Linked DNA regions of Homo sapiens: region 1 is linked to region 2. A link is an interaction called in ENCODE POLR2A ChIA-PET data of the cell type or tissue named here. Cell type or tissue: OCI-LY7. All regions are shown on one strand. Links, peaks and the distances in the headings refer to the core of each region. The heading gives the core; the rest is flanking DNA. Region 1 overlaps LOC105376136 (a long non-coding RNA gene). Region 2 overlaps SHC3 (SHC adaptor protein 3).

Region 1 (2,919 bases), core at 155-2,654, 140 kb before region 2:
ATAAGAGTAAATAATTAGGTATAATTACTATGATGGCAAAAATGTGAATAAACTGTTAAGGAAAATGGACAAGGAAATTACTTTCTGGCAGAACCTGGGGGAAAAAAACTTCCTGGGAGATATATTTTTAAATAAATGTATAGATGCTCCTTAATTTACAATGGGATTACATCCTGACTAGTCAAAAAAATTTTAAGTTGAACCATTGTAAGTCAAGGACCATCTGCACTGTGAAAAGTTCAAACACATGGAATAATAGAATCAACTCCCATGTACAGGTTGTGCATCTTTAATCTGAAAATCTGAAATGCTCCAAAAGTCCAAAACGTTGAACAACACTGACATGAGCTCAAAGGATATGCTCATTGGAGCACTTCAGATTTCAGATTTTCCTATTAGAGATACTGAACTGGTTAACAAAATGCCCATATTCCAGATTCCAAAAAACCCTGAAACACTTCTGGTCCCAAGTGTTTTGGGTAAGGGATACTCAACTTGTTCCAGTCATTTAGCTTCAGCAATTACCGTTTGCCAATCATGTTTCATCTGTTCCTCTCTAACTTTTTTTTTCTAGAATATTACTGAAGAGATCTCAGATATGTCAGTTCACTCCTAAATAAAACTTTTCAGTGTATCTCTGTGTTTATGGTGTGCATCTCAGGAAAATTTTTTAAAAAATGCATAACCACATCATACTTACGCTTAGACGTCCTTAATACTCTTTGATAGCTGTTTTAGACTCACATTTCCCTGACTGCCTCACCAAAGCTTTTTATAGTTTGTTTAACCCTGCTTTCAAACTTGGGCCTACATCTTGCATTTTGTTATTGTCTCTCTTTTTTTTTTTTTTTTTGAGATGGAGTTTCACTCTTGTTGCCCAGGCTGGAGTGCAATGGCGCGATATCTGCCCACTGCAGCCTCTGCCTCCTGTGTTCAAGCAATTCTCCTGCCTTAGCTTCCCAAGTAGCTGGGATTACAGGTGCCCTCCACCATGCCCAGCTAATTTTGTATTTTTAGTAGAGATGGGGTTTCTCCATATTGGTCAGGCTGGTCTTGAACTCACGGCCTCAGATGATCCGGCTGCCTCAGCCTCCCGAAGTGCTGGGATTACAGGCGTGAGCCCCCGCACCCGACCACATTTTGTTATTGTCTCTTTTAGTCTTCTTTAAACAACCCCCCAACCTCTACCTACATAGACACCCTCCCCACACACACCCCTGCCACCTTTTTTAACATCTGTTCATCAAACCAGGTCATTTTTGCCTGTGGAACGTTACACATTCTGGATCTGTGTAATTGTTTCCTTGTGGTGCAGTTTCCCTGGTTTTTCTATTTCTTGTATTTGTTACAATCTGGCATTTAGATCTAGGTTAAAACAAAACAAAACCATTTACCAAAAATTCCTAGTAAGTGGCAGACTCATATTTGAGCCCAAACTGTCTGACTCCAGAGTTAGGCCTCTTACCCACTATTCTGTTCTGTCTCTTAGAGTTCCACAGGTAGAAAGCCAGGAGGGCCAAGCACCTTTCCAAAGGAAGGATTGGTAGTTGTAAAGGTGTGAGGAAGTGTGGTACACACAGAAAATGCTGAATAGGTTTGGCTTAGATTGTAAAAGTCATGGAAAGGAAAGTTGTGGGAAGTGAATGTAGGAGGATGAATGTGGTAGAAAAATGGCCCCCAAAGATGTCTGTCTTAGTCAATTTTATGTTGGTATAAAGGACTACCACAGCCTGGGTAATTTATAAAGAAAAGAAATTTATTTCTTACCATTTTGGAGGCTGGGAAGTCAAAGGTAGAGGGGCAACATCTGGTGAAGGCCTTCTACTGCATCATAACATGGTGGAGGGCATCCCATGGAGGGAGGGCAAGGGCCAGCCGGCTCAGGTGTCTCTTCCTCTTCTTATAAAGCCACAGTCCCGTCATGGGAGCCCCACCCTGATGACTTTAATCTTAATTACCTCCCAAAGGCCCCACCTCCAAATACCATAAACATATAAATTTGGGGATTAAGTTTCCAACACGTGAAATTTGGGGGACACATTCAAACCACAGCAATGCTCATATCCTAATCTTTGGTATCTGTGAATGTTACCTTACACAGCAAAAGAGACTTTACAAATGTGATTAAATTAAGGATTTTAAGATAGGGAGATTATCTTGGATTATCAGAGTGGTCAAATGTTATCACAGGGGGCCTTAGAGGAGGGAGACAGGAGGGTCTGTAAAGGAGCTGGGATAAAAACAGAAGTCAGAGTAATGTGACCACGAGGCAAGTGCTGCAGGTGGCTTTTTGAAGCTGGGAAAAAGAAACAGATTTCTTCCCTAGAGTCTCCAGAGTGAACTCAGTCCTGCTGACATAATTTTAGCCTAGTCAGACCTATTTTGGACGTCTGACCTCTGTACCTATAAACTACATGTGACTAATAGAATAGAAACAATATCACAGTGTGATGTTCGCTGCAGCTTTGTAATTGTAGATGCCCTTTCTCATTTTAAAAATTCTTTTATTCCTAGCTTGCTGAATTTTGATCAAAAATAGACACTGTATTTCATCAAATGCTTTAAAGCCTTTCAGTTTTATAGTTAATTCCAAACTTTTTTACAACTATGAATATAAGTTGTAAATATAAAAGAGCTGAAAAGATCTTAGTAACTTCAGTCTTAAGGAAAAGTCACATGGAAATATTATTGAAAACTAAATAGCTGAAATAAAAAATTTAGTAAGTAAACTGAATGCACAGTGGATACAAATGAAGAGCTAATTATTGAACTAGAAGATTATGTTGAATACCAGCCCCAGAAAGCATTAGGAAGGAATAAAGAGATGGTAAATATGAAGTATAAAGACATGGAGGCTAGAAGTAGAGGTGACAACTGTCATTAAAGAAGAGTCCCAAAGGGAGAGAAAAAATAAACAGA
Region 2 (2,919 bases), core at 129-2,628:
TCCTTTGGTTCTTGTGCAGTCCTCTTGTCTTCCCATTTTTGTTTCTGGATTTTTTCCAGTCTTGCCATCCCCATCCACCCATTCACTAGTGTATTCCTTCATCAATTTTTAAATCAATTGTTTTATTCAACGGGTATCTATTGAACCCCTATTCTGTGCTAGGCCTGTGCTAGGATTGGGGATAGAGTGGTGGATTTTTTGCTTCCTGCTCCTTCAGTGCCAGTTGGGGAGACGGAGGAGAGAAAATACCAGGGGCTGCACTAGTTGTGGTGACATGGAAATCAAGGATGGCTTCTCCCAGATGATACTGAAATGGAGCCCAAATAATGGGTGGGATTATCTGGCATGTGGATGGGACATGTGTGTGTAGGTGTCAGTGCATGAGTGTGTGGGCCCATCTCCAGGAGGCGACAGAAGCAGAGTGCGCCTGCGTGGCTGGAGTGTGTGGAACCAGACGGGGTGTGAGGTCAGACCTACAGCTCACTGGACTTTGGCAAGTATGGTGGGAAGCCACTGGCAATTTTCCAAAAGATTATTCTACCTTCTGTGTGGAGAAACCATCGGAAAAGTAAGAATGAAAGTAGAGGCAATTAGAAGACAATTAGGAGTGATGTTGGAAGCTGAGACAAGCGTCATGGGCTCAAGGCTACTGAAACATCTACCCAGGTCTGTGTCGCTAACTGGTGGTGCAACCTGCCCATCTACCATTTCGGAGGCCTTTTAAGTGTAGCATGTCTCAAAATAAATTCACAATTTTTCCCTCTGGCATCTGTTTCTTGTTCATGTGTCACTGCACTGTTCATCCTCTCCCCAAATCTGAGACCCCCCAAGTCATCACTGAACACTTCCTTTTTCTAAGCCTCTTACATCTGTTGTCACCAACCTCTCATTTCCACCTCTAAAGGGTTTCAAGTTTTTCTTCTTTTCCCTTCCTTTTATTCTGATTCATGCCCTCACCATTTTTTTTTTTTTTTTTGCCTTGATGATTGCAATAAACTACTGATCTTGCCAGAAAATTGCTTTGGGAAATACTTTTCTTATTAAATTAGAGAAAAAAATGATACAGCCTCTCTGAAATGTTTCAAACAATACACAAATGTTTGGGGTGAAAAGTGAAAGTTTCCTCTCAGTTCTCTTCCTGACACTTACTAATTTTATTCTTCTCAGAGATAATCCCCAAAAATGATCTGCTACTTATATTTCCAGGGTGTGTGAAAACACACACACACACACACACACACAAACACGTCTTTTTCTTTTCTTTCTTTCATCTTTTCTTCTTTTCTTTTACACAACACAAAACATTCTACATATATTGATCTGTGACTTGCTTTTCTAACTTTATATGCTTTGGAGATCTTTCAATATTAGTACCTATAATTCTGTCTCTTTTTTTGGCATTCACTTGGCAATCAAATTATGGGTGAACTAAAATTTATTCCAACAGTTCCCTATTGTTAGACAGGTAGACAGTTTCTAATTTCTCGCAAATTATAAAATAGTGAATATTCTTCTATATTCATCTTTCCACTTGGAGAGATATTTTTCACTGTGTGTATACTAAGTTTATTCCTTTCCTTCTCTTATTGCCTTGGCTGGGGTTTTGAGTGCAGTTATCAATTCTATTGGTGAAGGCTACTTTGTTGCTCCTGGCTACAAAGTGAGCTCTTCTGTATTCAAATATCAACAACATTTACTATTATATACATTTTTACAAGTTAAGAAAATTTTCCTATGATCCTAGCTTTTTAGAAATCTGAAATGGTTGCTGAATTATATCAGGTTTTTTTCAGCATCTAGTAAGATAAATATGCATTTTTCACCTTTTTCTGTAAATGTGGTGAATTATTTATCTTTCTAAAATACATGTCTGTCATCTCATCTGCCTAATTAAAAGCTCTCTGCTGCTTGCTTGCCTTGCTTACAGAATTCAATCCAAATTCCTTATTATGAGTGTAAAAACTTTCAGTTTGGCTTCATCTTACTTCTGGAGCCTCATCTCCTGTGCCCCTACCCCCCGATACTCCAACCATATGGAGAAACTTGTTTTCTCCCAAACCAGTTGCACTTTTGGGCTTAGCTCAAACTCTTCCCCTCTGGGCCCCTTCTCTCCTTCTCATCTTGGCCTAAAATAATGCTCTTTGTCCTTCAAGACTCAGCTCACATAAGCAAACAGTTCTGTCCTGCCTCTCCCTTTCAGACAGCTGGTGCCCTCTGCTCAGGGTCTCCAGAGCTCTGTAGCCTTCAAGTCAATCCATATGAAGTGAGACTCTATCAGATGCCCAATGCCGGAGCCCCTGAGAATCCAAGATGAATTGGATGAATGGTCCCACTCTCAGGGAAACCATAATCTAGGTGGGCTTACATGTGTGTGGCATCAGACCATGAATTTTGATATGTGATATGTTATGGACTGAGTGTCTGTGTCCTCCCAGAATTAATCTGTTGAAATCCTAAACCCTAATTCGATGGTGTTAGGAGGTGAGGCCTTTGGGAGGTGATTAGGTCATAGGGGTGGAGCTCTCATGAATGGGATTAGTGCCCTTATAAAAGAGGTCCCAGAGAGCTTGCTTGACCTCTTTCTACCATGTAAGAATGCAGCAAGAAGACAGTCTTCTGCAACCAGTGAGCGAGCCCTCACCAGACACTGAATCTGACAATACTTTGATCTAGGATGTCCAGATTCCAGAATGAAAAATAAATGTGTGTAGTTTAAGCCACCCAGTCTGTGGTATATTTTTTTTCTTTTCTTTTTTTAATTATACTTTAAGTTTTAGGGTACATGTGCACATTGTGCAGGTTAGTTACATATGTATACATGTGCCATGCTGGTGCGCTGCACCCACTAACTCGTCATCTAGCATTAGGTATATCTCCCGATGCTATCCCTCCCCCCTCCCCCCACCCCACAACAGTCCC

The links. Peaks named below come from ENCODE experiments on the same cell type or tissue, not always from the same donor. Only the 100,000 strongest peaks of a DNase experiment are listed, where the experiment ranks them.
Region 1: POLR2A ChIA-PET joins it to region 2 with 12 read pairs; 6 of 35 experiments call an interaction of 5 or more read pairs at or near these places.

The regions. Positions count from the first base shown.
Region 1 is chr9:89,305,468-89,308,386 of GRCh38, reverse strand. All of the region lies in intron 2 of LOC105376136 (a long non-coding RNA gene), which reads left to right. Among named protein-coding and RNA genes, the nearest start is that of CKS2, 4.3 kb to the left of the region's middle. In OCI-LY7, for the core only: no CTCF peak of the experiment used is centred there; no DNase peak of the experiment used is centred there; H3K27ac peaks cover 526 bases.
Region 2 is chr9:89,163,584-89,166,502 of GRCh38, reverse strand. The region is part of intron 1 of SHC3 (SHC adaptor protein 3); the gene reads left to right. Among named protein-coding and RNA genes, the nearest start is that of SHC3, 14 kb to the left of the region's middle. In OCI-LY7, for the core only: no CTCF peak of the experiment used is centred there; no DNase peak of the experiment used is centred there.